Linked DNA regions of Homo sapiens: regions 2 and 3 are each linked to region 1. The links are chromatin loops, found by intact Hi-C in ENCODE. Cell type or tissue: PC-9. All regions are shown on one strand. Each heading gives the region's core, and the rest is flanking DNA. Links, peaks and the distances in the headings are about the cores only.

The links. Peaks named below come from ENCODE experiments on the same cell type or tissue, not always from the same donor. Only the 100,000 strongest peaks of a DNase experiment are listed, where the experiment ranks them.
Region 2: it touches region 1 in a loop (9-fold over the local background); 1 of 110 quality-filtered maps calls a loop at or near these places.
Region 3: it touches region 1 in a loop (4-fold over the local background); 1 of 110 quality-filtered maps calls a loop at or near these places.

Annotation. Positions count from the first base shown.
Region 1 is chr4:34,176,031-34,187,002 of GRCh38, reverse strand. The region is part of intron 2 of LINC02484 (long intergenic non-protein coding RNA 2484); the gene reads left to right. Among named protein-coding and RNA genes, the nearest start is that of LINC02484, 88 kb to the left of the region's middle. RefSeq lists an enhancer at 5,283-6,482. In PC-9, for the core only: no CTCF peak of the experiment used is centred there; DNase peaks (open chromatin) are centred at 4,902 and 5,402; H3K4me3 peaks cover 669 bases; H3K27ac peaks cover 2,500 bases.
Region 2 is chr4:35,016,535-35,027,506 of GRCh38, reverse strand. No RefSeq gene overlaps it. Among named protein-coding and RNA genes, the nearest start is that of LINC02484, 750 kb to the right of the region's middle. RefSeq lists an enhancer at 5,019-6,218. In PC-9, for the core only: no CTCF peak of the experiment used is centred there; no DNase peak of the experiment used is centred there.
Region 3 is chr4:34,042,937-34,053,908 of GRCh38, reverse strand. No RefSeq gene overlaps it. Among named protein-coding and RNA genes, the nearest start is that of LINC02484, 220 kb to the left of the region's middle. In PC-9, for the core only: no CTCF peak of the experiment used is centred there; a DNase peak (open chromatin) is centred at 7,118.

The DNA.
Region 1 (10,972 bases), core at 4,063-6,562:
AATCTTGTTAATAAATAAAGCAAATAAATATAGAATTTATGATTATGGATGTTGAAATCATACTGCCTTGGTTTAATCCTAATTGTAACTTACTATGAAACCTTGGTCAAATTAATTAAGTCCCTTTCCTGAGGTTCTTCATTTGTAAAATTGGAATAATAATAGCATCTCTCACAAGTTGTTTGTGAGAATTACATGAGTTTATATAAGCAAAGCAAAAACCTCTGGCAAACTTATTATGCCATCAATTTCTAGCTTCATTTATATAAGCACATTTAATGTTATTCAGTGATAATGACCCTATTATTATATTAATGACATGTAAGTGATATTTAGTAATAAGAAATCTCATTTAAGAGATTCAATGATAATAAAGCTTTTCAGCAAGAACAGAAACCTAACATACAGTTGTCCCTCTGTATCTACAAGGAATGCATTCCAGAACCCCTGAGGATACCAAAATTCCAATGCTCAAGTCCCTTATACAAATGTAATATTATTTGCATATAACCTATGCACATCCTCACAAGTACTTTAAACTCTCTAGATTTCTTACAATAGCTAACACAAGATCAGTGTTATGTAAATAGTTGTTATATATTTTTTAATTTGCATTATTTTTAACTGTATTGTTATTTTTATTGTTTTTTCCAAAATATTTTAAATTCATGCTTGGTTGAATATGCAGATGCAGAACTTGTGGATATGGGGACACCAACTATATTTAGAAGCTTAGGTTCTACCTGAGAATGAGTCTCTGAAGCTTTTTTCTAAGTTCATACAGTACTTTAACATTTAAATAGTACTATTATTCTTACAAACATCTTAAGGAGAGAGAGATGAGAAACAGACAATTGCTGATAGTTACTTTGTTTTCTTATGATGACAGGGGACAGGTTGAGAATGGACTAGTCCCCATAAATGTCAGTCTGAAGTCTTGACTGAAGTACAATTGTGGGAAAAATTAAGTTTGCAGAAGAAAATAAATTATTTTTATTCAGAAAACAGGAAGTGACAAAAAGATGCTGTTCTTTTTACCCTTGATATCAACTGTTCTGAAATATAAAGTGACCTAAAAAATGACTCAGAAGTGTATTTTAAAGATAATATTCAGAGCAACAGATTTAATAGTGAAATGATGACACTTGTTTAAAAATAGAAATGTATGACAATGTAGGGTTGATTTGATGAATTCATTTGACATTCAAAATCATTTTATTGAATATCTGCCATGTGGTAGTAATTATACAAAGCAATGAGTCTAGTCTGTTATTTACAATGAATTACTATAGAAAGACTAAAATGACATAAAAAGAGACACCTGCTTCAGGTGGGAATGTAGAAAGTCACAAGAAATCATTAATAATTTCACCATATAACTGATACCAATAAGGTGAATGAGAGAGAAATTTATATTTTTTTAAATTTTTATCCTATAATGGAACTGAAGATATAACAAAAAATAACAAGAAGTTAACGAAATGAAAACAAGTCCAGAAAGTGACACATGCTTACTAGGAGACAGAACACCAATAGTTGCTTTCATTACTGATCAAGGGGTGGAAGGAGAAGAAACCTAGTGTAAATAACTGATGAAGAAGCCAGCCGCACCATTAAGAAATCTTTAGCCGTACTTTATATATAAGCTGTTATGATGGTTTGGAAACTTATGGAGTCCAGCCACAAGGTTTGCATGGCCTTGCAGACTATTTTTTGAGTCTGCTTGGTGGGTGGCAGTAGCATGCAGAGGTCAGTCAGAGTGTGGGAAGGGGATCTGAGGGACCCCTCCTAGGGTTGCACAGCCTTTTCAAGTGGAAGATAGTGGCCTGTTGAAGGCTTAGGGGACAGGACAGAGAGAGGAGACAAATTCACACAAGGAAATAGAGGCTTAAAATGGAGCAAAGAAGCTGCTGTAAAATGCTGGGAGCAGGACAGGAGAAATGAGGGAAAACTTTCTCAGGCATGATGGTCGTTAACTGCTAAAGCCTGGGGAAGGCCCAGAAAACATGAGAGAAATTCTTTTTCTGTTGTTGTTTGTAAACAGTTTTATTGAACTTGAAGGGCATCATGCTAAATGAAATAAATCAGTCACAGAAGGACAAATGCTGCGTGATTCCACTTATATGAAGTATCTAAAATAGTCAAACTTACAGAAGAAGAGTCTAGAATGGTGTTGACAATGAGCTGGGAGAAGAGGGAAATGGGGAGTTTTTCAATTGATATAAAGTTTCAGCTTATGCAAGATGAATTAATTCTAGAGATCTTTTTACAGCATAGTGCCTAAAGTCAACAATTCTACATTATGCATTTGAAAATTTGTTAAGTGAATAGATCTCCTGTAAAGTGTTCTTACCACAAAGGCAAGCAAACAAAACAAAGAGCAACAATGACAACTAAGGGACACAAGGAAACTTTTAGACATGATGAATATGTCTGTTACTACCTTCATTGTGGTGATAGTATCATGGGTGTATCCCTATGTCCAAATTCATCAAATGTATACATTAAATATGTGCAGTTTTTGTATATTGGTTGTATCTCAATAAAGCTCTTCTTAAAAAGAGAGAGAGAAAGAGCGTGTTTTCAGCCATACTGGTATTCTATTGCAAAGTGGCAGCCCCTGAAACCTAGTGCAAGGTAGGAAAGCTCAATTGTATTCCTACAGGGCACTTCAGTGTGTCTTCACTGAGGGCAAGCAATGACTACTCAAGCAGATAAAAATGAAATAAGTTCTATTTTATTTCCACTCATTTTCCTCTTTGGAATCTAGTAAAACACAATGAAGGCAGCATTACCACTTCCTCTCCAGCAGAGCTTGGGACATGAGCATGGAAAAGGCTGTGGAGAGCTGTGATTTATAGCCCTGACACCAGCATCAGAATGAGGAATTCCCTTTGCTCTTCTGCTGTACTCACAGCTTTTGGTGCCTCGGGCAATCTCTCTCCCCATTTCCTTGACCAACCTGTAGCAGACCTTTACTGAGCACTAGGTGAAACCTAAAGTATCGCAGAGGACATTTTAAACTGTCTTCTAAAGACGTTTAATCTAGAAAAATTTCCATAAAGCTATTTTATAGCATCTTTATTTGTAACAACCCAAAAGTGTAATACCCAAACTTCATCAGCAGTAGAATAGGATAAACAAATTGTGGCATGTTGATACATTGAATATTATTTAATAAAAAACAAGCACACAATTGACATATGCCACCGAATGAATAAATCTCTAAAATATCATGTTGAGCAGAAGAAGCCAGAGACAAAAGAATACATCACATCTTATGACTGTATTTATGTTAAGCTTAGGAATAATAAAAAAAGATAAAATCAAAACAGTGACCATAGTGGCGGTGGTAGTGGTGGTGGTGTGAAGAGAAAAGGCACAGGGAAGCATTCTTTCCTGTAATACAACAGTCGCATCTTTTAATAGTGTTTACATCAGTGTATACAATTGTTAAAAAATGTATCAAACGGAACATTTATGTTCTCTACATTTTATTATAAATTGTTGACTTCAGACAGCACCTTGAAGTGCACATCATAAATGATAATTGTGAAAGCAAACATTCTGATAGGCAAATTGCAGGTTTTCATGATAAAAAAGAATGGTTCTGTAGAATCAAAAGCCTCCAAAGTAATATCACATCGATGTAATAGTGCCCAAAGTATTTCATAAGGGCTATAGACCCAAACCTAAAGCAATCCAGATAAAGGAGGAGTTAGATATGACATGACTTGGAGGATTGATGAGGGGAAACACATGCAGGCAAAGCATAAACCAACTGCCTAGAACATGCCAAGAACATGAAGACTTAAATGTAATGGCACATATATTCATAAGTCTTGTCTGTTGTTCTCAAATCATTAACAGGAATAATTTCTTCCCTGATCCAGGGTTAATCTTGATGGGGATTTATTATAGGATACTGATATGGGATTTATTATAGGATACTGATATGTCCCCACCCAATTCTCATGTTGAATTGTAGCTCCCATAATTCTGACATGTTGTGGGAGGGACCTGGTGGGAAATAATTGAATCAAGGGGGCGGTTTTCCCCATACTGTTCTCATGGTAGTGAATAAGTCTCATGAGATCTGCTATGTTTATAAGGGGTTTCTCCATTCACTTGGCTCTCATTCTGTCTTGCCCGCCACCATGGAAGACGTGACTTTTGCCTTCCGTTTTGATTGTGAGTCCTCCCCAGCCACATGGAACTGTGGGTCCACGAAACCTCTTTTTTTTTTTTTTTTTAATATATAGATTATCCAGTCTTGGGTATGTCTTTATCAGCAGCACAAAAACAGACTAATACAGATACTGATGACCTTTCAAAATATTTAGAATGACTAACAACAGACTTTACGCTGACCTTCTCCCATTAATGACTTTCAAAACTCACAGGACACATTCGGGATGCTGAGACAGCCAGTGCTTCTGCTGCAATCAGGAAACGGCCTGCCAAATCTGAACGTTACTGCAACACTGGCCAGATCTTAAGTCTACCACCTCTGCTTTTCTGTGAAGCAGCCAATATTTCCCAGAAGTGATATGAATGATGTAAACCAAAATCACATCTAGATATGTCAAGAGAATCTGGAAAACTGTGTGTGGGCTTGCTTTTGTTTTTGTTTTGTTTTTTTTTTTAGCTTTTTAGCCTCTGCAATATAAGAAAATACACAATAAGCAGGTTTGAATGGATGTTGAGCAAGCCAATCCAAATATATCATCCCTCACACATATTTTCTTCCCATTCTTAAGCCTCCAAACAGCAATAAGAAACAAACAAAAAATGCTCCTGTGTAACACAACCTGGCGATCCTAACATAAACAACTGCTCACCCTCACGTAAAAGGAAGAACAAAGCTCTTAAGTACTGCCTCCATTTCTGAGTAATGTTCACTCCTCCTCAATTACAATCCATCTTGACATTGTGCAATCAATGACAATGAATTTTCATTTTAATAGCCATCAACCTTCTATTGTAAAAGAGTAAGAACAGAGAAGAAAAAAACAGGAAATTGAGTACTTATATAGAAACAAAACAAAAAGTTAATAAGAGTAGCCAAGGAAATCCTTATTTCTACAACTGAACAATCATTCATAATCAATATTTGAAACTTAACACTTAAGGATGGTGACACCATGGAGTTTGCTATTCACAGTTGACATAATTAAATTTTGCATTTGGTTTTTGATGGTATCAACCTTATGACCCTAATAAATAAGATAGTATTTTAGGACTGTTATGAAATCTCTCTGGTTTAGTCATGAGTTGACGTCTAAATTCCTGAGCTTATCATTCATTTCTGTAAGCGTTCCAAGTCACTCAGGAAATTCTGGCCACAGCATAGTCTTTGTAGTCACTTTCTGTACATTAAATTATGGCAGCCATTGAGTTTCCATGGGACTTGATTCAGTCAGCACTTGATCACAATCAAGCACAGGTGATGTCTTGATTAATTGGTATGCCACTACATGCCATAGATTACTTAGCACTCTGTTTCCTTCTGGCAAAGTTTTCACCAATATGCTCAAGCCCAAGGGCATGAGTAAACCAATGTCCAAATACCATCTTTTCAGATCTTTCTCCAGGAACCCCTCTACTTCCTCATACCACAACTGTTATTAGTCAACATTCAACCAAGAGACAGAAACCACAGAATAATTTGAACACAGGAAGTTTAATACAAGGAATTATAAACTCTCATAGGGGATTAGCTATTATGGGAAAGAGACAACTCTAAAGAATTCAGGAATAGCATATGGAGTAAGCAGCCACAAACTTTGAGGCTGAGGCAGACCTTCTAAAGAAGGAACAGATGTGGAAGAACCCCCTACCTGTGGCCCACCAGAGTATGAAGTTACCTTAGATTCTGTATAGAAGAAACAGCTTGAAAGCGTTCTTCAAATATACTGGAAGAAACTGCCTCCTGAGAAGTAGATTATATTTTAGGCAGTCTTTCACTGCTGGCTGTGATATACTGTTGGTTGTCATGCACTAGAAGAGCATGTCCAGAGATGTGTCCTGGAGTGAAGAAGAGTAGACCCTTTCATCCACAGTGTCCCTGCAGAGTCCTCTATTGACAAAGTTTAACATCTTGACACCTGGAAAAAAAGAAATGTTTACCAGGTTTAACTCAATTATACATTAGGAAATGAAGGGTGGTTAGAAAGAAAAACTACCTTTCCAATGAACTATTTGAAATATAAAGCTTGTGTTGTTAATTACAGAAAAATGCAAATGAAGTATAAATTCATATACCACCTCTAATTTTTTTTTTGTAAAAAATATTTCAATGACAAAATCTCCCAAATTAGAATATGAGAACTTTGATTCTGGCAATCCTTTAATGATGATGTAGTAGAAAAAGAAATGAGGCAGGAGCTTTAAGTCCAGGTGTCATATTTTTCTGTCTATAAATAAGTTGTTATGGTTTATTTTGAACAACATAGAGTATAATTAGATGGTTCCTACCTTTTCTAGGAAATTTCTGGAAAAATAACATTCTCAAATTAAAATATGGCAAGTAAAATGATACAAAAAATAAAACTTTTAGGTTGATTTATCAAAGAGGCATGAATAAACAGAATAAAATAATGAGTTTGAATTATCATATTTTAAATAATTGCATTAAAATAGATTGGTATCAGGTGCCTTTAATTCAATAAGCCTTGAGCTCTTTGTCACACTTTTTTTTCAGTATTGAGTTAAAGAGTGGATATTAAGAAAAACCTATCTACTGCTGATGTAGAAAAGGAGTGACCGACTTCATAAGTTATCTTTGTTTCCAATCATTTGAAAGAATGTCCAACATTACTTATAAGTTTTCTATAAACCTTCAGTGAATGTTAATAATTGTTGGCATTTTTTGAACAAATATTATGTTCCATAGTATATTCATGTATTCCTAGAGCTTTATACAATTAATGTATTTAATATTCATAAATACCCAGTAAGACTATTTATTAAATGCTAAAATAAATTATCATTGTCATTTTACAGATGGAGAAATTTACCAAAACCTGACTTTTGAAAGTTAAAGAGCTATGTAATGAGACAGCAATTCCACAAAATTTGGTTCCAGAATTTGATATTTATTCTATTACTATTTCCATGATGAAAAAAAAACTGAAGACATAAAAAATTTGGAAGTATATTTCTATTTTGATTATAAATTCTTTCTTCTAAGCACCACATGGTTAGAAGGGCAAAGTTTTGCAACCTATGATGGTAATTTTAGGTGTATAAAATAATCCACTTTTGTCTATTGGTAACTATTTTGCCAATTAAATTTTGTGTGTAATAACTGGGGCAAAATATATGATTAGCATTTGCAGCATCAATAAATTGCCTAATTGCAAAGTCTTGTTTTAGCTATTGCTGATTCTGTTTAAATTTTTAAAATTCCTGCATATTGAAGAATATATGCAGTCTGAGTCATTTAAAGTGGGATTTGAGTAACCAATGTTTGGATTTCATGAAATCAATAAAAACATATTTTTATTTCCCTTTGCATTTTGAAACAGATTGAAAATAAAGATTCCCTAATAACAGTGAGTATATATAAAATACCAGAGGGTCAGTGCAGTCTGACTGAGAGTACTCAGATATGCTGAACCAAGCATGTTCTATTTATTCTCCCCTCCTCACCATGGGAACCTCTCACTTCTCCTCTTCTTTGTTGGAGCAACTGAAGTATTAGAGCAGATATTGAAGAGCTCTCACAATACCTTTCCCCATCGAGTATAAATTTTCTTCCCTCAGTAGAAATATGATTGTCAGACTATGAACATTTTTTCAAAATTCTAACTCTCACTTTCAGATTTCTGAGGTTCTTCCAAAAATGAGCTAGTACTGACAACTTTTGAAGCACAGGTAAGGGGTGCCCTTTTAAGTAAGGACAGATTTCATATAAATATATAAAGATGTATCTATTACATGTTATATGATATCTATCTATCTATCTATCTATCTATCTATCTATCTATCTATCTATACTCAGCAGAGCTAAGGTAAATTATAGGGAATGGTTGCTGGCTACAATAGCTGCCAATAATATCAGAATTTATTGCAAATCAGTCTTTAGCCATCGGGTCAATTGTCCCTTTCCTACCAGATTCATGTACAGTAAATTGGAGCTATTTCACTGCAACAGATTTATATAATTAAAAGATATATATTTATATACAATTATATTTAAAACTATATAAACCTGTTGCAGTGAAATAGCTCTAATAGGAGAGAACACATTCTTCACAGAGGTGTGATGCAAAGTTTGGGTTGTTTCTAAGGAAGAAATTCTTGCATATTCAGTAATCATTACCTGAGCCAAAATGGAATGAAGAGTTTCCCAGTGAGCTAATCCAGAGCCACAGGCATCCAAAGGGGAGAACTCCCTGTTTGTCACCCAGGCAGTCAATTTTTATTGTGGCTCTGTAAAAAATAATGTCTCATTAATAAAGTGCAGTACTGAGGAATGGCAATGTCCAGTTTGAGGAGAACTAAGCTGGTTGGTGTTTTCAAGAATGTCTTTGGTCAGTGAGGAAACAATAAAACACAATACAAACTAAATTACTTTTATGGCACAAAATAATAGATGTGTCCAGTCCAAATGTAACATCTATGCACATTCCACCTAAAGAGTAAAGTGGCCCACATGATAGTTTACTTGGGTTATATTCAAAATTTCAAATTAAATAGCATACCTAGACTTTTTGTCCTTGGAACCCAATAGCCAGAGCTTAGGATAAGTCACTCATCCGAGGTCAGAACAAATAACAGAGTTACTTAACAATTTTGGGAACAAATGAGAATTCCTGCTAGAATTTACTCAAATTAAATGTGAGATTTTGAATGTCACCAACCTCAGGATATATTCCACGTAACTATAGTATTGCAATGAAAACCTGCCCCTTAGCATCCACAGGAGAACAGAGCTGAATATGTTGGCAACTGTTTCTCCAGTGCAGAAAGGACCAGTACAGAAAGGGTTGAAGAACTTCTAATTCACATCTATAATATTATGAAGACATACATTACAGGTTTTTCTCATTATATCATTGCATAGCAACCTATTAAGTTAGACGATGCAACTTATTTGAATGACATATTTGTTTTGGTGGTAAAATACTATTTCTTTTCTTCACAATTGTTTTTAGTTAACTCTGTGGTTTTACCATCACACTGCATGAATAAAGAGAATACCTTTAATGTGGTAATTAGAATTTTCAACAAGAATTTATAAAGTAGAAATTGGATATTTGTCATAATTGTCAAAATATATACATATATATGTAGAAATATCATTTGAGCTTTTTCTTCCTCCTATCTTCCTACATGGAAGATTACTAATTAAATAGTCCCCTTTCAAGTGCTCCTTTCCTGGTCACACTAACTTTAACTTGTTTCCTTTGCTCTCAGGTGTATGCCCTTATTAATCTCTAAGAGAGTGAAAAACAAAAAAAAAAGATAATTGCAGACAAGATGATGTTTGTCTAAAGCATTCATTTTGATTAGAGCCTGGGCTCCTGAATAGTGATAGCAATTAATACATAAGTCTAATGCGACCATTGCTGGACAAGAGTTCTAGTACTCCAGGTTTTCTAGTATACTTGGGTTCTTCCAGGGAAAATTTCCTTTTTCATATTCCCAGTGTGATATTCAGGCATGATAGAGTAATAAATATGTTATTTTATTTTGAAGATACTAAGCAAACAGATGAAAATTGTGTAGGAACGGGCACTAATTAGAGCAACATGGGGGGAGTGTGAAGTTGAAATCTATGATAAAAGACAGACAATATTGCTCATCCGAGGGAACAATTTTATTCTTATTTTATTTTATTTTATTTTATTTTTATTTGACTTCTATTTAGGTTCAGGGTACATGTGCAGGTTTGTTATGTAGGTAAATTGCATGTCACTAGGGTGTGGTGTACAGATTATATTGCCACCCAGGTGATAAGCATAGTACTCTAGAGATAGTTTCTCAATCCTCACCCTCCTCTCACCCTCCACCCTCAAGTAGGCCCCAGTGTCTGTTGTTCCCTTCTTTGTGTCTATGAAGTCAATGTTTAGCTCCCAGTAAGAAGTGAGAACATGCAGTATTTGGTTTTCTGTTCCTGTGTTAGTTCACTTAGGATAGAGGTCTCCAGCTCTCTCCTTGTTGCTGCAAAGGACATAATCTCATCCTTTTTTATGGCTGTATAGTATTCCATTGTGCATGTTTACTACATTTTTTTTTTATCCAGCCTACTGTTGATGGGCATTTAGGTTTATTCCACATCTTTGTTATTGTGAAGAGTGCTGCAGTGAACATACATGTGCATGTGTCTTTATGACAGAATTATTTATATTCTTCTGGGTGTATATTCAGTAATGGGATTGCTGGTTCAAATGGTGGTTCTGCTTTTAGCTCTTTGAAGAATCACCATATTGCTTTCCACAATAGTTGAACTAATTTACACTCCTACCAACAGTGTATAAGTGTTCCCTTTTCTCTGCAACCACACAAGTATCTTTTTTTTTTTTTTTTTTTTTTACTTTGTAATAATAGCCATAATGACTGGTGGATATGGTCTCGATTTGCATTTCTGTAATGATTAGTGATATTCAGCATTTTTTCATATGTTTGTTGGCCATATGTATGTGTTCTTTTGAAGTGTCTGTTCATATACATTGCCCAATTTTAAATGGGGCTGTTTGTTTTTTGCTTGTTAATTTGTTCAAGTTCTTTCTAGATACTGATTATTAGACATTCGTCAGATGCATAGTTTGCAAATATTTTCTCACATTCTGTAGACTGTCTATTTACTCTATTGATAGTGGGTTTTTTTTTTTTTTTTTTTTTTTTTTTTTTGGTGCCATGCAGAAGCTCTTTAGTTTAATTAGGTCCCATTTATCAAGTTTTATTGTTGTTGCAATTGCTTTTGGTGTCTTCATCATAAAATCTTTGCCAGGACCTATGTCCA
Region 2 (10,972 bases), core at 3,487-5,986, 840 kb before region 1:
CTAGAAATGGTCAAAATGAAAATGAAGAAGAGAAAATAAGTTAAAGATACATAATAAAGGACCCAAAGGCTTTGAGAAGTAATAAATCCTCTACATGTAACTAGAATCCTAGGAGGCAAAGGGGGAAGAACAGAGTAGAAGGAATATTTGAAAAAAGAATGGCTCATTATTTTCCGAAATTACTGAATGATTCCAAATCACAGATGTGTAAAACTCAGAAAACATAGAAAACAATGAACACAGAGAAAAAATATATCTAGGCCCATCAAATTCCTACAGCTAAAAACCAAGAAGAAAAGAGAAAAATATATTGAAATTAAGAAAACATAAAAAATCACAGTAAAATTGTAGTAATAACAATAACAGAAGATTGTACAGCAAAAATTATAAAGTATAAAAAAACAGAAAACCTGTCAACACAAAATCTTATAGCCTAGAAAATCAATTTTTTTAAATTTAGGTAAAATAATTTTTTAAATACAAAGAGAAATGATGAGAGAATTCATTGTCGGTAGATCTGCCCTATGAAAAATACTTTAATATAACAGTTTTCCAGTTTATGAAACATATTGCCAGATAGATATTTGGGTTTACACAAGGACATGGAGAATATTGGATGTATATATAAGCATTTTCCCTGTTTTTTTATTATTTTAAAATATGAGTCTATGTAAAGTTAAAAAAATATATTTTGGGGTTTATAGCATATGCAGAATGAAAATTGTATAACTACCATTACACAGAACTGGGAAGAGAAAATGGGAGCATAGAGTTGCAATTAAATGACATAATATTATTAGAATGCAAATTGTTATAATTAAACTTGTATATTGTAAATTCTAATACAATTAATAAAAATATATATAATGTAGTTAAACTACCAAGACAAGGCTGAAGATAAAATGGAATCATAAAAAAATCAACTATTCTAAAAGAAGGCAGGCAAAACATTAAGGAGAAGGACTCAAGAATATATAAGATAATAAAATAACAAAAATAAGACAGGCTTAAGTCCAAACAAAGCAACAAATTACATTAAAAGTAAGTGGTCTAATGACTCCCATTAAAAAAAGAGATTATCATAATAAAATTAAAAAACAAACAATGCCACACCCTACACTGCCAATAGAATCCCATTTTAAATCAAAGGAAAAAGGGTAGTTAAAAATGAACGGATAAAAAATTGCATACCCTAAAAATTCTCATCAAAAGAAAATTTGAAAGATTATATTTATATTACGTAAGTATACTTAGCAAAAATAAACATTACCGTGAAAAAAATGAGCATTTACCAATAAATCCTATCCAACATTTAAGAAATAAGCAATATTAATGTTTCCACAACTCTTTGATAACATGAGAGAATACCTTTAAAATTGTTGTATGAGAACAACATTGTAATTATATGAGAAGATTATCATGATATTACAAGAAATAAAATTAAGGACACATACAAATCATAAACATTCACCTCAAAACCTTCAATAAAATATTAGCAAGTAAAATCTGGTACTATATAGAATTATAATATGAAATGTATCCCCAAAATACTACATGAGTTTAACATCCAAAAATCAATTAACGTAAACCACTTCCTTTACTTATTAAAGGCTAAAACTTATATGCTCATTAATAAGATGCAGAAAAACAGTTAATATATTCAATATCCATTCATTATTAAAAACTTTCTATAAACTAGGTATAGAAAGAAACTTTCTCAAACAGATAAAATGAATTTACAATAAAACCTAATGCTAGCAATATTGTGGCAGACAAACCTTACAATGATCCCCATTGCTCCTTACTCGCTGATGTGTATGCTGTTGTACAATCCTCTCCCACAGAGTATGAGTGGGACATGAGACTTTCTTATAACCAATAAAATATGGCAAAGGTGACGTAATGTCACTCTTAGTAGGTTAAATCATGTACCCTATCTTATAATTTAGCAGTCAAAGAATGTCCTTGCATGTTTGATGTGATAAGCAGACAATAAAGAAATCTACTTGGCTTGAAACTACAGTTGCCTCTAGGACATGAAGATGACCTTCAGCCAACAGCCAACAAGACTTTGAAGCTTTCATTCACGTATTCACAAGGAAATGAATTCTGCCAACTACTTGAATTAACTTGGAAGTAGATTCTTCCTCAATGGTGCCTCCAGATGAGAATACAGTGGGCCTGGCAACTTGAGTTCAGCCTGACCCTGTACAGAACACTGATTTACCCATGCCCAGATTTATCTGATCAACAGAAACTATGAGGTAATAACAGTGTATTAAGTTAGCCTGATGATTTTTTACTAATTTGTTGCACAAAAGTAGAAAACTAATACAATTATATTTAGCAGAGAGAGGGAGAAATACAATCCACCCTAAGGCTCAGAACACAGCGAGAATGTATAGGTCCTAAACATTGCAAATGGCTAGTAAAATAAATAGAAACCATACATATAGGAGAGAATGAAATAAAAGTAGTTATTTATATAAAGTATGATTATATAGTATGGGATCCAAGGATTTATTGTTTAAATTTCTATTAAAACCTGTGTAATGTTATGGTCAACAGGAATTGCATAGTTTCACTTTGAATAAACTAAACACGTTCATTAAGTGATGTAGCTTTAAATTGAGAGCATGTATTTAATAAAAACTTAACACACTATAGGGAAACATGTGTGTTCTAAATTTTAAAATATTTGTAATTTATTAGCTCATGTAATTATTACATGTAGGGCTTAGAAAATTCAGAAAAAAAAGCTAGCCTAAGAACATATATTTGAGAAATCAAGTTATGTAATTAATTTTTACAATTAGGATTGTTGGACAAATCTAATAAAGTCATATAGATTTAATGAAACCATACATGTGAAGAATCTTTATAAGTTAAATAATCTGAGTTTAACTTTATTCTTAAGAAATTTTAAGTTTTGGACACAATTTAAAGTTCAACACAACGATTTATCAATTCTGAAAAGTAATTGGAAATCATCAACAGAGAAACCCGTGACAGCCTACCTAGGAGATATCTAACAGTCCTGTTGGAAGTATGACCAGAAGTTTGAGAAAACAATTTTAGTTGCTATTTTGATTTCTTTTTAAAATCTGATTCCTACATTTCTTTATAAAAAGCTGTTTCTTCATTCTGATTTTGATTTATTTTGGTATTTGTAAACATGCTAATTTTTAGTTTGCAGATTTTAAAAAAAATTTCATGTTACTCTGCTTTGTCACTAAGCATAATGATAGAATTGCTAAAAATTGAAAGGATAATAAAATAATAAAAATGAAAATTTTTAATAAGTTAAATTTTTGGCTCTTTACCTTTTCTTGCTTTTCATGTGGTATGTACGCTAAAAAGTAACCAAAATAATTGATAACAAGAGTCAGTGAGTTATACAATCAACTAAATTAAAATCTAGCTACTAAATAATCAAGAGAAAAAATTATATTATTGCCAATACATACTACAAATTGCAGGATAGTATTTGCCTTGCAAAATTAGTCATCACATTTTACTGTTAATGTTCTAATTAAAATTTGCACATAGGCCTCAGTATACGTTTACGTGTAGCTATCAAAATAAATATTTATTCCTTTTTTGTATCAATCACTTATCATAATCTCCCTTCTCCCCCACAAATAAAAGACCATGTATATAGGAGATTCACAAGCATAAATAAATGAGAAACATTTGTTTTCTTAAAAACTTTACCTTTAGCAAACTTTAATCAAAATGTCTTTTGTAATATATTTTGTGGTTTGCATCCGAAATGCACATTGAAATGAGATTAACTTGTTATGATATCATTGTCATTTCAGAGCATAGAAATGCACAATTAGCATCACCATTAGTTCCACAAAGTACTTTCTTCAGATTAAGAGTCAGCAAATTATTGTAAACAACATGATTTAATTCATTGGCAGTGATATTTTTGGCAGCTCAGTCACTGTTAGAGTTGTGTTAGAATTATTATTTTTTATTAGGAGACTCGATGAAATAGATGTGAGAAAACAACTGTGAAATTATAATCTGCATAATAAGTAATACTGAAGAAGTTATTCTTGTTTCCATGTGTATTTCAAAATACAAAGATAAATTTAACTTCCAACCATTTCTCATGTTTTTCTGTACTAACTAGCGATACCAAATGTTTATTTGTGACAGGAATACAGGTCAAGAACATGTGTAATCCAGATACATATAAAAGCAAAATAGATGACATAATAAAATACAGTTTTTGTATTAGAGCTCAACTGCTATTCGAGTAAACTTTCTAGATATTTAACAATATGTCCAATTAAATCTTCTTCTAGCCTTGGATATTTTTGGTTTTGGTATATAATTTGACTATTCACTAGAATTGTTCTCTAAAGTTGACAGGTTATGAGTTTTCAAAAACTCTCTAGTTTAATTTTGATTCTGCCAAGTTAGAATTGTATTAAAATGTTATAAACCATAAGCTGTTGAACAGATAAATTATAAAAATATAATTAAAATGTAAATATGTCCAGTAAAAGCAATGAGTAGTCTTGCAGAAATGGAAAAATGTTCTGATGTTTAAATTTTAAAATAATTTTAGTATTAAGGGAACTCTATAGAAACATTGGCTAAAAAATATAAACATGCATGTATTATATTTTAAATAATAGGGAAGCAATTAATTCTAAATAAATAGAGTGAAGATCATTTCATATTTAACCTTTTAGTTTTAATGTGTATGGGTAAATTCAATTAATAATATTAATGTAAATATGTTTATATTTGAGTCTTTTTTGACAAATACATTTTGAATAGTACAGTCACTTGAAATAAAACTGTCAAAAATATGCAAATATTTATTGAATCCATGCAATGAAATATAAGTAAGACTTTTTCCATGCTACACAGGGACTTCAAATACGTGACAATAGAGACAAATGAATGAGGAAAAGAAATACAAAAATATACCTTTTATCATGAGGATTATTCTTTCCTGAAGGTGAGAAACATGGAGGATGAAATACTGTCAGAGACATGACATCACTAATTGTCCTTTGTCCCTCCAGCAGGTATTATAACTAGTTTTTTCTTAGGAGCTAGTATTTTTCAACATTCTGTTTAAATGGAATTCCACAACTTGTCATAAATTCATCCGGAAAGACAATGCAATTTTTTAGAATATAAGTTCTGTATTGAGCCAACAATTAAACTTTGCCAGTTTATCAGATTTACTTTGCTCAGATAGTGCCATTAGCATCTGGCTGCTAATTGTCAGGCCTCTGAGCCCAAGCTAAGCCATCATATCCCCTGTGACCTGCATATATACATCCAGATGGCCTGAAACAACTAAACATCCACAAAATAAGTGAAAATAGCCTTAACTGATGACATTCCACCATTGTGATTTGTTTCTGCCCCACCCTAACTGATCAATGTACTTTGTAATTTCCCTCCCTTAAGAAGGTTCTTTGTAATTCTCCCCACCCTTGAGAATGTATATTGTGAGATCCACCACCTGCCAGCAAAACATTGCTCCTAACTCCACCGCCTGTCCCAAAACCTGTAAGAACTAATGATAATCCCACCACCCTTCGCTGACTCCTTTTTCGGACTCAGCCCACCTGCACCCAGGTGAAATAAACAGCCTTGCTGTTCACACAAATCCTGTTGGTGGACTTTCTTCACAAGGACGCGTGAGACATTTGGTGCAGAAGACCTGGGTCAGAGGGACTCCTTCGGGAGACCAGTCTCCTGTCCTCATCCTCACTCCGTGAAGAGATCCACCTATGACTTTGGGTCCTCAGACCAACCAGCCCAAGGAACATCTCACCAATTTCAAATTGGGTAAGCGGTCTTTTCACTCTCTTCTCCAGGCTCTCTCGCTACCCTTCAATCTCCCTGTCCTTCCAATTCCTGTTCTTTTTCCTCTCTAGTAGAGACAAAGGAGACACATTTTATCAGTGGACCCAAAACTCCGGCACAGGTCACGGACTCAGAAAGACAGCCTTCCCTTGGTGTTTAATCATTGTGGGGATGCCTGCCTGATTATTCACTCACATTCCATTGGTGTCTGATCACCACGGGGACGCCTGCCTTGGTCATTCACTCACATTCCCATGGTGGTAAGTCAATTGCGCGGACGCCTGCTTTGGCTGCTCACCCACATTGCAGTCCAGGGCTACTCCCCACCCCACTTCTCCGTGTCTCTAACCTTCTCTTTAAACTTGCCTCCTTCACTATGGGCAACCTTCCACCCTCCATTCCTCCTTCTTCTCCCTTAGCCTGTGTTCTCAAGAAATTAAAACCTCTCCAACTCTCTCCTGACCCAAAATCTAAGCGTCTTATTTTCTTCTGCAATACTGTTTGGCCCCAGTACAAACTCGACAGTAGTTCCAAGTGGCCAGAGAATGGCACTTTCGATTTGTCTATCCTACATGATCTAGATAATTTTTATTGAAAAATGGGCAAATGATCTGAGGTGCCTGACATCCAGGCCTTCTTTTACGCATTGGTCCCTCCCTACTCTCTGCTCCCAATGCCACTGATCCCAAATCTTTATTCTTTCTCTCCTGTCTGTTCCTTCAGTCTCCACTCCAAGCTCTGAGACCTTTGAATCCTTCTTTTCTACGGACTCATCTGACCTCTCCCCTTCTCCCCCAGGCTGCTCCTCGCCAGGCCTAGCCACGTCCCAATTCTTCCTCAGCCTCTGCTCCCCCACCCTAAAATCTTTCTATCACCTCCCCTCCTCACACCTGGTCTGGCTTACAGTTTCGTTCTGCGACTAGCCCTCCCCCACCTGCCCAACAATTTCCTCTTAAAGAGGTGGCTGGAGAATAGTCAGGGTTAATTCTCGTTTTTCTTCATCCAACCTCTCCCAAATCAGTTAGCATTTAGGCTCTTTTTCATCAAATATAAAAACCCAGCCCAGTTCATGGCCCATTTGGCAACAATCCTTAGACGCTTTACTGTCCTAGACCCCAGAAGAAGGCTGTCTTATTCTCAATATGCATTTTATTACCCAATCCGCTCCCGACTTTAGAAAAAGCTCCAAAAATTAGATTCTGGCCCTCAAACCGCACAACAGGACCTAACTAACCTCGCCTTCAAGGTGTACAATAATAGAATAGAGGCAGCCAAGTAGCAACATATTTCTGAATTGCAATTACTTGCCTCCACTGTGAGAGAAATCCCAGCCACATTTCCAGTACACAAGAACTTCAAAACGTCTAAACCGCAGTGGCCAGGTGTTCCTCCAGGACCGCCTCCCCCAGGATTTTGTTTCAAGTGCTGGAAATCTGGCCACTGGGCCAAGGAATGCCCACAACCTGGGATTCCTCCTAAGCTGTGTCCCAACTGTGAGGGAACCCACTGGAAATCGGACTGTCCAACTCTCCTGGCAGCCACTCCCAGAGAACCTGTGACTCTGGCCCAAGGCTCTCTGACTGACTCCTTCCCAGATCTCCTCAGCTTAGCAGTTGAAGACTGATGCTGCCTGATCACCTCAGAAGCCCCCTGGACCATCAAGGATGCCGAGCTTCAAGTAACTCTTACAGTGGAGGGTAAGTCCATCCCTTGTTTAATCGATAACGGGGGCTACCCACTCCACATTACCTTCTTTTGAAGGGCCTGTTTTCCCTTGGCCCCATAACTGTTCTGAGTATTGACAGCCAAGCTTCAAAACCCCTTAAAACTCCCCCACTCTGGTGCCAACTTGGACAACATTCTTTTATGTACTCTTTTTCAGTTATCCCCACCTGCCCAGTTCCCTTATTAGGCCGAGACATTTTAACCAAATTATCTGCTTCCCTGATTATTCCTGGACCACAGCCACATCTCATTGCCACCCTTCTTCCCAACCCAGAGCCTCCTTCACATCTTCCTCTCATATCCCCCCACCTTAACCCACAAGTATGGGACACCTCCACACCCTCCCTGGCAACCGATCACATGCCCATTACTATCTCGTTAAAACCTAATCACCCCACCCAATGCCAGTATCCCATCCCATAACAGGCTTTAAGGGGATTAAAGCCTGTTATCACTTGCCTGCTACGCCATCGGCTTCTAAAACCTATAAACTCTCCTTACAATTCTCCCATTTTACCTGTTCAAAAACGGGACAAGTCTTACAGGTTAGTTCAGGATCTGCGCCTTATCAACAAAATTGTTTTGCCTGTCCACCCTGTGGTGCCCAACCCGTACACTCTTTTGTCCTCAATACCTTCCTCTATGACTCACTATTCTGTTCTTGATCTTAAAGACGCTTTTTTCACTATTTCCCTACACCCCTCGTCCCAGCCTCTGTTTCTTTTACCTGGACTGACCCTGACACCCATCAGTCCCAGCAGCTTAATGTCATGCACGTCCATGTGAAAAGACCACCAAACAGGCTTTGTGTGAGCAACAAGGCTGTTTATTTCACCTGGGTGCAGGCAGGCTGAGTCCCAAAAGAGAGTCAGTAAAGGGTGGTGGGATTATCATTAGTTCTTATAGGTTTTGGGATAGGCAGTGGAGTTAGGAGAAATGTTTTGCAGGCAGGGGGTGGATCTCACGAAGTATATTCTCAAGGGTGGGGAGAATTACGAAGAACCTTCCTAAGGGTGGGCGAGATTTTTACAAAGTACATTGATCAGTTAGGGTGGGGCAGAAACAAATCACAATGGTGGAATGTCATCAGTTAAGGCTATTTTCACTTATTTCATGGATATTCAGTTGTTTCAGGCCATCTGGATGTATACATGCAGGTCACAGGGGATATGATGGCTTAGCTTGGGCTCAGACGCCTGACATTCCTGTCTTCTTATATTAATAAGAAAAACAAAACAAAATAGTGGTGAAGTGTTGAGGGGGCGAAAATTTTGGGGGGTGGTATGGAGAGATAATGGGTGATGTTTCTCAGGGCTGCTTCAAGCAGGATTAGGGGTGGGGTAGGAACCTAGAGTGGGAGAGAGAAAATTGAAGAAAGATTTGGGTGTAAGGGGTGATATTGTGGGCTTGTTAGAAGGAGTGTTTATTGTATAGAATGCTTGGTGATGGCCTGGATGCGTTTTTGCATGAATTGAGAAACTAAATGGAAAGTCCGAATAAGAGAAGAAAAATAGGTATTAAAGGACTAAGAATTGGGAGGACCCAGGACATCCAATTAGGGAGTGCCCAAGGGGGTTCAGCATAATTATTTGCTTGGTTGGCGAATTTTTGGGCTCTATCCTTGAGTTTTTTTATGTTGTCATATACCAGGCCAGATTGATTTAGGTAAAAAGCCACAGTGGTCAGGCATTCCTCTAGGATCTCCTCCCCTAGGATCTTGCTTCAAGTGTGGAAATCTGGCCACTGGGCCAAGGAATGCCCGAAGCCCAGGATTCTTCCTAAACCATGTCCCATCTGTACGGGACCCCACTGGATATCTGCCTTGTTGCTCACACAAATCCTGTTTAGTGGTCTCTTCTCATGGACGCACGTGACATTAAGCTGCTGGGACTGATGGTGTCAGGGTCAGTCCAGGTAAAAGCAAAGAGAGGCTGGGACGAGGGGTGTAGGGGAATAGTGAAAAAAGCATCTTTAAGATCAAGAACAGAATAGTGAGTTGTGGAGGAAGGTATTGAGGACAAAAGAGTGTATGGGTTGGGCACCACAGGGTGGACAGGCAAAACAATTTTGTTGATAAGGCGCAGATCCTGAACTAACCTGTAAGACTTGTCCGGTTTTTGAACAGACAAAATGGGAGAATTGTAAGGAGAGTTTATAGGTTTTAGAAGCCCATGCTGTAGCAGGCGAGTGATAACAGGCTTTAATCCCCAAGTAATCGAACTACAGTAAGAGCAGCTTTCATACAGTGATGTTTTTAGTATGGCATATGAAAGTTACATACAATCTCTAATTTAATTCTTATGAATTTTTGATACTGAAACCAGATTCAAAAAGGTATTGGATGGCTTTATAGATGATGTTTCCTTGAAAGAAGAAAATGAATATGATTCTTTTGATCTTAAAAGCACACTATTACAAATGTTTCTGTTTACATTGCTATATTTTCCACATCAAAAACTTAGAAATTGCATTTTAAAAATAAATGAAGACATTAAGATAAATGTTTAATTGAATAAAACAAAAATGAGCAAAATGTATGTTTTGCAACAAATTGTAACAGTGTATAAATTCATTTATAGTATAAATAATTATTATTTTTAATTTATTTTCTTGTGTCTTTGCCAGGTTTTGGTATCAGGATGATGCTGGTTTGGTAGAATGATTAAGGAAAGAAGCCTTCCTCCCTAATTTTTTGGAATAGTTTCAGTAGTATTGGTACTAGCTCTTTGTTTATCTGGTAGAATTCAGCTGTGAATTTTTCTGCTCAAGGACTCTCTCTGGTTGGTATATTTTTTATTACAGATTCCATTTCAGAACTCAATATTAGTCTCTTTATAGTTACTCCTGCTTCCTGATTCAATCTTGGGAGATTGTTTGTTTCCAGGAATGCATACATTTCCCCTAGATTTTCTAGTTGATGTGCATGGAGGTGGTCATAGTAGTCTACGAGACCTTTTGCATTTCTATGGAATCAGTTCCAGTGTCACCTTTGTCATTTACGATTGTGTTTATTTTGGTTGTCTCTCTGTTTTCTTTTTCTTTGTTAATCCAGCTAGCAGTCCACTGATCTTGTTTAACCTTGCAAAAAAAAACAACTTTTGGTTTTCTTGGTTCTTTGTATAGATTTTTTTATTCTCACTTTTGTTCAATTCTGCTCAAATTTTAGTTATTTATTTTCATCTGCAAGCTTTGGGGTTACTTTTTTCTTGTTTTTCTAGATGTAAAGTTAGCTTGTTAATTTGAGATATTTCTAATTTTTTGAGGTAGGTGTTTAGCACTGCAAACTTTCCACTTAACACTGTTTATGGTGCATCCCAGGGACATTGGTATGTTGTGCCTCTGTTTCATTTATTTGAAAGAAGATTTTTATTTCTGCCTTAAGTTTATTGTTTACCCAAAAGTC
Region 3 (10,972 bases), core at 5,655-8,154, 130 kb after region 1:
CTTTTTTGTTTGCTTCCCAATGGACAAACCTAAACTACCCTGCACACTTGCATAATGTTTTTAATGTAAGGGAGTAGTTTCTATATAATTCAAGATTGTGATTACTTATGAGGGATGTGAGATCACTGTTGGATGGCCAGCAATGCTCGATTTCTTTTTTGGTTGTAATACCACAAGGGCTCATCTTATACTAATTCATTATGCTATTCATTTTTGTTAAGTGACTCCCTGTATCTGTGTTCATTTCACAAGAAAAAGTGTGAAAAATTAAAAAACAAAGTCACAATTCTCAAGGAATGGCCTGGATAGTTTGCTTGGAATTAGAACATTTAAAATCAAAATCTATGGATCTCAGCAAAAGCTGTAATTAAAGAATTTTTAAAATCCCCAAAATAACTATTCAATAGAAACACATAACTTAATAAAAAATCTTAATACTAACTTTAAGAAATTAGTAAAAAGGCTACTGCATTAGCCAAGATAGTAAAAAGGAAGAAACAATTCTGTTAAAATTTAAAATTAAGGAAATAGGAAATAAATAAAAAATAAAGGATAAGTCCACAATATAGTCTTTACAACCAAAAATAAATCCATAAATTCCTCACGTACTCAGTTAAGAAGAAATCAAAAGACTGAGCAAAATTATATATGCTTATAAATGAACGTGTAGATCTGACCATTATGTTTTTGTGGGTTTCACCTCCAGGAATACTCACAGTGATTACTCAAAATGAAGTTTGAGAAAATCAAGGAAGCTCTCATATTTTTATATAGGAACATTTTTTAGTACCTGTGTGTTTTTAATAAATCTAAAACTTTTCTACATATAAAGTGTGTTAATTTATATTTGAAACATCTAACAATTTATACACAATACTAAAAATTATATAAGTACCTAAGGAAACTAAAGTGATAAATATTCCAGATATATTAAGGCCTGAAAAATAATTTACTTGAAATTTTAAGAAGTTGCTGGGTCCTGCTGTTAATAATTCTAAATTGACCTTTCTTCAGAACTTCTTAGAAAGTTTTGAATTAAATTTCAATCATGTTTTACCTTCTGCTAATAAACATCTCCTGGTACTCAAAGAATATAATCTTTTTGCATAAAATACTACATAAACAATAATTTAGCATTTCCACAAGAAAGCAGTCATAGGTACTTTGTGAAGAGTTTCCAACAGCTAGGATAACATGCAAATGAGCACTTTCAGTCACTTTATCATGTTCTTCAACTCTATAGTTCTAGGCTGTATATTCACACCTAATATTCCCAACACAATTTGTAGTCTGAAGACAGAGTTTAAAAAATGCATATTTTCCCTTTGACTGACTTACAGTAAAAAAAGACATTGCAAATGTGCACAGATAAATCTACAATAAATTTTAAAATTGGTTTCAGTGAATTTCACATAGAGACTATTTAAATAATTGAAACTTAAATAACTGCATTATTAAAAGTATCCTGTTAAAATTTCTAAAACATAGAGATTTACATCAGACTTTTTTCTTTAGCATCTCTGGAAAATAATGGTTTCATGAATAGCTGATAAACTTTCTTATGTTACATAAACCTATGTATTTTGTACACCGTAAAGCTTAAAATAAGTATTTTAACTGAGTTGCCTGTTCTCTCCGTTATACTTCTTCTTATTTGATAAAGTTGCTTTTATTGAAGTTTACGTTACCTCAAATCATTTATACAAATAAATAGATAAGTTAGATATAAATACATAGGCAAAACAAGGTAACCAAACAATATAAAACAGCAGGATTACGAGAAGTCTTGTATTGTGACATTGACTTCTAGTAATGACGTGACCCATTAGGTCAGGGCATAGATGTCTGTGATTGGGAAAGAGTCTGAATACATGGTCAAAAAACATGTCTCTGGTTCTTTTGCAATTTCTTGCTACCATTGGCAACCAAGCAATGAGAAATTTCAGTATTAAAATGATGTAAAACTTGATTCAATATTTTAAAAAATGGCTCCTACAAGCAAACTATCCAGGCCATTGCCCACAGTTTTTACATAATTCCTCTTCAGAAAATAAAATTGCAAAGCATGATTTAGCTTCATTATCTCATCAATATCTAAGAAAATATCCAGTTAATCATCTCTAACATCACAACAAAGTACAAAAATTAATTATCCTATTTCAAATATTTTGTTTACATAGCTCTTGCATCAGTCATTAAACAATTGTCACATTATGTTAGAATTTGTAGAAACCCAGGGTGTTCCTACAAAAAGTCCGCCCATCCAGACCTAATCTTACTTAGATATTTATAAAAGTGCAAATATCTTCCGATCAACTTGGTTATAGAACTTTGAACACTGCTTTTTCTTTAAATTTAATTTATATATAATCTTAAATAAAATGTTTGTGAAAATTATAACTTTTATCCAAAACTAAAGTCAGAAATATACTACCCTAAATCATCTGATCTTAGCAAAAAGGACAGAATGCAAAATGCCTTAAAAGACATGCGGTGTGAGCTTATATGAGTTTTTCTAAATTTCGTTGTCAAAAAATACTGAACAAACCTATTTATTCTGACATATCTAGCCACATGCGTTTCACCAAATCAATATTATGGTGATAATCCCCAAGTTTCCAAAGACTTCTCAGAACATCTGGTAGAGTTGAAGGCATGTATATGCCAATTTCAATTTATGTACATCCTGGATTATATCTAAGCCTGGGAATTGGTAAATGCCTAATCTTCACATTTAATTTTGTAAACCTTTAATGATTGGGGCTTAGTACAACAATTAACAATTAACCCTGCAAATACAAAGGAAAAAAATGAATAATATTTCCAAAATTCTAAAAGCAGTCTCCTTTCCTTTCAGAATTGATATCCACAAAGTAAGGAATGAATTGAAATGTATCCACAATAGCTTCCCCTCTTCCAGAGAAAATCATATTTAAGCTTTCATCCCTAGGAAACCTTCCTGGAACTTAAAGCCCACTTCTCAGAGATGCTCGTTTATTTTAACACCATCTGTTCTACAATTGAAGACATAGGGTAAAATGCCCTTATGTGTGATAGCTCCAGCCTTTAAATGTGGAGAAAATGAAAGAGAAGACAAGGACTACTGAATTCAATTTATTGATAGTTTATGTTTTTACCTAGACTTGAGTCTCCTCTTTTTTACATTTGTGCATTTATATCCTTGTGTTGGCACCCTGTAGAAAGAGGAATTTTATGTACATATGTTCATGATTATTGGAAATGTCCAGTAAAACCTCAGAAGTAAAGAAAGGATTTACTTCACTGGATCCTTGCTCTTCCTTTATATACATTTTTTGTCAAACAGTCAATACAGGACCGACGGAATCATGCACAGCTATGCCACACATGAAAACAGACAAAGTTCTAACTAATTTATTCTGTTGAACAGTTGTTTAACAAATACATATTTTGTACCTCTTCTGCACAGAAGCCAGAGATAAAATGGTGAGATAAACTGACATTTTTCTTGCTTTTGTAGAACTTAATGGAGGAGGCAATCATAGTAAAGCAGTCGTGTGCATACCGTAGATTTTTAATTCCAATCTATGCTTATTGCTACAAAGAAAATAAAAGAGCCTTATTAACATGCCTGAATTAGACCAAGGGCAGTGGAAAATGAAGGGTTACCCCAGGAACTGAAGTTTCAGCTGACTTTGAAAGATTAGAAATTATTTCTCTTGTCTCTAAAATAAAGAGTTGAACATGCAGAGGTTCAGTGTCAATTTTTCTTCCTGGAAGCTGGGGAGATTCAGATTTATTTATTCCATTGTAGTATGGGAAGGCTATGGCACTGGTGCACTGAATACATGCAGAGTTAATGTCTTTGGGCAGCCTGCTACAAGTCCATTAAGAGGATTTGTCTTTCCTTCCTTCTGTCTCCTTTTATTTTATGACTTGTTCTTCCTAGAGCCTAGTTTTTAAGAATTTCACCTAATCTCACAGCATCAACTCTTATCCCTATATGGCTGATCCTTACTTAAATCTACCAATCCAGTCCAAACCAATCTCTGTGATTTCAGCTTTAAATTTATAGCTGCCTGATTAATATTTTAACTTGTATATGCTGATCTTTCCTTAAACATAATATATCTGAAGTAAAATAAAATAAAATAAAAACTTATTTTTCCCTCCATCCCAATCCCAGACGGTTATCCGACCTTGGAAAGTTTAGGATAATATGGATTCCTCACATATTCAATATTCAATCTGTCAGGCCTCTAAGCCCAAGCTAAGCCGTCATATCCCCTGTGACCTGCACATATACATCCAGATGGCCTGAAGCAACTAAAGAATCACAAAAGAAGTGAAAATGGCATGTTCCTGCCTTAACTGATGACATTACCTTATGAAATTCCTTCTCCTGGCTCATCCTGGCTCAAAAGGTCCCCCGCACTGAGAACCTTGTGACCCCCGCCCCTGCCAGCCAGAGAACAGCCCTTTGACTAATTTTCCACTACCTACTGAAATCCTATAAAACGTCCCCACCCCATCTCCCTTCGCTGACTCTCTTTTCGGACTCAGCCCGCCTGCACCCAGGTGAAATAAACAGCCTTGTTGCTGACACAAGCCTGTTTGGTAGTATCTTCACATGGACGCGCGTGAAACAACCATTCATTTATTCATATTGATTACCTCGCTTTCTCTCTGTTTCTCTCTCTCTCTGTCTTTCTCTTTCTCTGTCTGTGTGTGTGTGTGTGTGTGTGTATGTGTGTGTGTGTGTGTGTGTGTGTGTGTGTGTGTGCAGGTCTAGATGTGTCATTTCTTGAGTTTTTAGATAATTTCCCATTCACGTGTTCCATGCCAATCCATATAACAGAATTTTGGTTTTGTTTTGTTTTCTGTTTTGGTTGACCTTTACATGAATGCAATTTTAACAAGTGTATTCATTAAATATTTATCCACTCTGTTATGTGTAGCACTTTCTTTCATTTTATTTGGAGTATGGAATTGTATGGATATACTACAACTATTTTATACATTTTAAAATTGTTGAGCCTTTGAGTTATTTCCAGTTTATGGTTGTCATAAACAATATTGCAAAGATTATTCTTGTAAATGTCTCAGTGTTCATATGTTTAAAATAATTTTATCTGTGCAGTCCAAAAGGGTAGCCACAAACCATATGTCACTACATAGTGCTTAAAATGTGGTAAGTGTAACTGAGTTAAGTAATTGAATTTTTAATTTGATTTTATCTAAATTTTAATTTAAATTGTCACATGCAGCTACTGGCTACTTTACTGAACAGTACAAGTCTATGACATATACACAGAAGTGGAATTGCTGAGTTATATGCTATGTTCATCTTTAAATTTCTTAAATAATATTACATAATTTTCCAAAATTATTGCAAAAATTTTCCTAGCAATATTTGGAATTTCCTAGTACACAGTATGCTTGCCAGCACTTGGCATTTTTAGGATTTTACCTTTTCCCCACTGTGATGGGAGTAAAATATTACTTTTTGATGTTTAATTTGTATTTTTCTTATTTCTAATGAAATGAATATCTTTTCATGTAGATATTTATTTTCCTTAATGTGTGTGTGCACATGTCTGCACATGGGTTGCCTGCTCAAGTATTTTGCTTCCTTTTTGATTGTCTAGCTTTTTCTCCATAAAGATAGGTGTTCTTTATATTTTCTAGGTATTAGGGTTTTTTTCCGTATTATAAACAAATATAAACATTACAAATATTATTTTCTTCCTCTTTATCTTTCTACTCTTTATATGCACATTTAATGAATAAAAGTTATTTTAAATGTAAGCATATTTATAAATATTTTCTTTACAATTACTTGATTTTTGGATCAGTTTTAGAAAGGAAAATACTTGTTTTCAGTTTAGTAGATTTTAAGAAGTCTGAGGTTAGCCGTTTACTCTCTTTCTGTATATATCTACACATACACACACTTACTGTTTTTAGGTTATGTACTTTTTTGTCAACTTAGTCATAAAAACCTAAGAAGTTCTACCTTTAACTTATTTTTAGATTTACCTAAATTTTCCATTAGTTTTCCTGGCTTTCTTACTTCCTTTTTCTTTCTCCTTTCCTCCTTTTAACCCCACTTCTATCCTCTCTTCCTTCTGTCATTTTCTCCTATAGTCATGCGTGCATTTCACACTGTCATCACCTAACCTCTTACAATTTCTATTTGTATTGTCTATTAGGTAAATATATGTTTAGAATTCATTTCTTCAGACTGCCGGAAGCTTTTAATTTAAAGGTCTCAGAAATCTAGTCAATGTCACCCCACCCTCATTTCTCACTTGAACTGTCTTTTAACATCCTTGTTTATTTCCTGTAGCACCCACTGTCTCATTCACTCAACAGTTTCATTCTCTGTAGAGTAAGTTCCATTAGGCTAACCAAAGCACTTGGGTGAAATTTAAAGTCCACTGAGCTAGATGATTAGATCTATTTAAATACAGATTTTCTCCATGGCTCTGGGATTTATTTCCTGAATCTAAGAGATACAAGACGTAGTCGTTTTGACCATATTTGTTTCTAAATATATCAGTGAGCTTTGTATTGTTTTTATCTGTGACTCCATTTGCCAGATTAATGTGCTTCATAATGGTTCTATCAACTCTGTCTTCTGAGAGTAAAGTTTCTCTAATCCAGAACATCTATTCAATCTGAAAGAATTTTGGTCTTAGAATTCTTGAAATTTTATCATTTTTAACCTTTTATTGTCTTATAATAGTCTAAATTATTGCTTAGAAAATATTTATTTATTTCTGTATCCCACTGAAAGTGGAATATATATCCCTGTACCATTGATATTGACTTTGAATATTTGACCAGCTTTGGCTAATGAAATGTTAACACTTGTTTTTAAAGCAGAGTTCTTACATAGGCTTGTGATCTGGTTTTATGCTCTGAGAGGCATGTGCCCGAGGTAGGCACATTCCCGTCAATCTAGAACCCAAACTAAAACTAATCACAGCCTAATGCAGGGGTAATTGATCCACAACCTGAAGAAGAGTCACCCAGTCAAACCAATCCTGGGTCAACTGAACCAGAGTTGCCCTGGTGACCTGCATAAGAATAAATGATTGTGCTGTAAACCACTGAGATTGGGAATGGTTTGTTATGCAACATTACTATGGCAACAGTTGACTCATACCTGTCCAAGTGCAAAACAGTTATGTCCAACAGCTTTCAGTTCTCTGTTATCTACACATTTTTATCAGATTAACTTGATTTATTCTTCATCTTTGAGAACCACCTTATTTTCTTCCTTAGACCTTCCTCAGTTTGTATAGTTATTGACAATACAAATCTTTTAAGATGAAGATGCTTTTTCTTTCTGCTTTAAGAGAAAAAGTTTTTTAAAGTATAGTCATTATTAGCACACTATGTCAAAAATAGCCTAGTAAATTCTTCTGTAATATAAAACAGGAAATAAAAAAGTTGTAGGCCAGCACAAAATGTCTATTGCTGAAGCCAATTCTAATGTTTTAACCTGACTTTGTAGGACACTTCTGTACTGGGAACATCCTTCCACTAGCCCAAATTTTAACTTAGTTTGAGACTCACTTATTATGAAGAGTCACTTGCTACATATAAATGTCTTGTTTCTTTATAAATCCGAGTTTTCATCTATACTAACCGTATAACTTTTATAATCACTGTTTTCTGAGATATTCTAACTGGAATTCCCAGTTTTCCCTTCACAGATCCATTCAAATGTGGTAGAAGTGGCAAATATAATGATCCTAGTCATGTAATAGATTTTCTCTAGTTGCCTGCTTTGTTATTGACTTCCTATCTTAACTTTGAGAAACTGCCTCTCAATAACTTTTTGGATATAGTTTCCCTTTAGGGGAACATTTTTGTATACTCTGAGATTTTCTTTTTTTTCCTCTGTTAAGAGTTCTCTGAGCCCTAGAAATCCTCACTGATTTTGTCATGAATAAAATATCATCCTCTTTCCTAGCTCCACATTTGAAAGCCATTAGTTCCAGCTATATCATTCTGGGTATATTTCTTTTTCCTTTCACATAAGAATAGTTTGGCCTCCAAGATTTCAAAGTTAGTTTCTGTTTTCCTCCATTCTCTGATGTTTCTCTGGCTTTCTCTTTGTCATTTTAAAACTAAGATTATCAATTGTGCTACATTTGTATGCTCATGAGAGTTTGTAAATCATATTTTGTCGTAGATCCCCTGACATCAGAACATCTTAGAAGTAATAGCTGTGTAATCTTAGGCAATTTACTTAATTTTCTATGCCTCAGTGTCCCACTTGTTAAATAGAGATTATAACAGTATTTACCTCACGTAGCACTTTGGGGAACTAAATGTGATAGTTTATGTATATTACTTAGAATAGTCCTAGTGCATCTGAAACACTTATTAAGATGTTGCTTCCAACATTATTATGTGCATTTGGTTGTGAGGAGTAAATGAGATATTCTATGTAAAGCAGTTAACATAGAGGTGCTCTGTAATAAGTACTGTACAAACATTAATTCCCATTATCTGTATAACCAAAAGTACTTTGTCTGCCATCCAAAGTCTATGACCGTTTCCAGGTACTTCTGATTCTCAAACCTGAGACTCTTCAGCAAAAAACCTAACTTAAAATAATAGACACACATTAATTTTTATATTTACAATTATTAATTTACATTTACCCTCTCCAGTATGTTCCCTAGTATGTTTTAGTTTGATACAAATCACACATTGCTGTCTTCAAAGTAATAAAATATAAAGAGAAAAAAAGATAAAGACCAATAAGCATCAAAAATATTGGCTTTATTACAGGCAAGTATGCAATAATCCCTAACCTGCAGTACTTCTTAATAAAAGGGGTAAAAGACCAATGATAAAGCCTCCTACTCCAAGTCTAAATGTAGACCATAAGAAGTGGGTGAATTCGATCCATATGGAAGACTCAGTCAGAGCTACTATCCAGCTCCTTGGAGTATTGACTGCTTGACTGGCACACAGTTTCTGGCATAAGAGTTAATGACCTTACTAGTTAGTGTGACTCTATCTCCTAATAAACCCATATCCCAGTTAACATTCTAGGTTTTGCTTATTCCAATTAGCACTACTTCTATTATGTGGAAGAGTGAGGGGGTGAAAAGACTGCAATGATGCCCATTTCAAATCTCTCTCCACTATATAGAAGGAGCTAGATTATATTCCTATAATAACACAGAAGGAAAATAAACATTCCTCTAAGCATTCACTAGATTATATTGCAATCTCCTTAATTTATGTAATATATATTGTATCCCTTTTTTGTATTCTCAGTAATTACTGAATTATCTGGTATCCAGGAGAGAATTAATAAATTGAGACACATTTATTGATTGAATACGTTGTAGATAAATAAATATGTTGATGCTAAATTAATCATAGTTTGAAACTATGAATCTTTTCCATTTCCTTTATTCAAAAAAATAAGTTTGCTTGCTAAAGATGAGGCAAAATCTACTGCTCTTCTTCTTGACACTAAAATCTGCAGTTATGAACAAAGGCCATTACATGGCCCACTGACATTTATTTAACATTTAATCTACTTATAGGTGAGAATAGTGGCTTGTAATGTCATACGAATACCATGAATTCATATGATTAATACAAAAAAGGAATGCTAAGATATTAGATGGTTTATATGCAAATAACACATACAACATATTTTTCCACTACCCTCTCATTAAGCCCTGCCAATAAGAAATTCTGAACCAAAACAGAGAACATTGAAAACATTGGGAGGAATTTTCTATCTATAAAAATCCATGTAGATACATGCACGAGTGGACACTTATTCTGGAATTGTCATGTTCCATGCAAAGTAACTTTGGAATCAGTCTTTCCCTGTCATCGACCTTTATTCTGTGTTTTCACTAGATAAGATATGAGCTATGTGATTAATGTAATTGGGTGAATAGAGTGACCATGCTCAGATCAAACAGCTCTTTTCTCATTTTCTTTAATAAAGCCTCGCTGTACAAAACAGTTACACGGCTCTGCCCCCCATCACTTACTAAGAGATTTGCAACTTTGTTTGACATACATGTGTGCCATGTCTTTCAATCTAACATTCGCCTCTAATAAAAATGTTAATTTCATCTCCTCTCACCTGATTTTGCATCCCTGTCTCAATTGACTCAAATGTCACATGGGAAAAGTGGATGCTTTTGGAAAACCTCTAGTTTCTTTAATATGTATTTATGTAGGCATATTGTGTACATGTTTGTGTGGTGTGAATGTGTGTGTGTGTATACACACATCAACATTTTGAATGAATTGACTTTACCATTGTTTAAACATAAAGATGTATTTTACTCAAAACTAAAATACCTCTTTGGTTTTATAATTTATTCTGGAAACTCAAAACTTTCCATTCTAATGTGTATGAGGTTTATTTTGTTTGTTTGTTTTTCACTATTCTAGAGTATTTTATGCTGCATTCTATTGTAATTCAAAATGCCAAAGCTAGTTGATTTCATAGTTTCTCAGACCTTACATCTTAATTTTCTACACTGGAAAAACAAAAGCAAAACTGTATGTCTTAGTGGAAACTAGCAGTTACTCTGGCACCTTGCCCATTTTGGCTCTTCTTCCTGAGGTTTCTCTCAGATCACTTTCTTCTCTTTGGCCCCAGATGAGCTTCCAATTTCTCCTTCTATGGCAAATTCTGATTGGGCAGGTACTGTTTTACTTGTTCTTTCCAGGTACATATCTTGGTTTTGATATATTATTAACATGAATATTCCACAATAAAAATGCGTTGCTCTGTTTGGTAGATTAAACAGAACAACTAAGATTCTCTCCGAAAGGGACATAAAATCTAGAATCGTTTTGCTATGAGAACAAAAAATTAAGCAAACCCATTTTACTGCAAATTATTTGTCTAATTAACACAGAGTTGTATCTTTAGCTGTAAACATTTTACTGTTTGCATTGAAAATATTAAATACTTCCATTCTGTTAA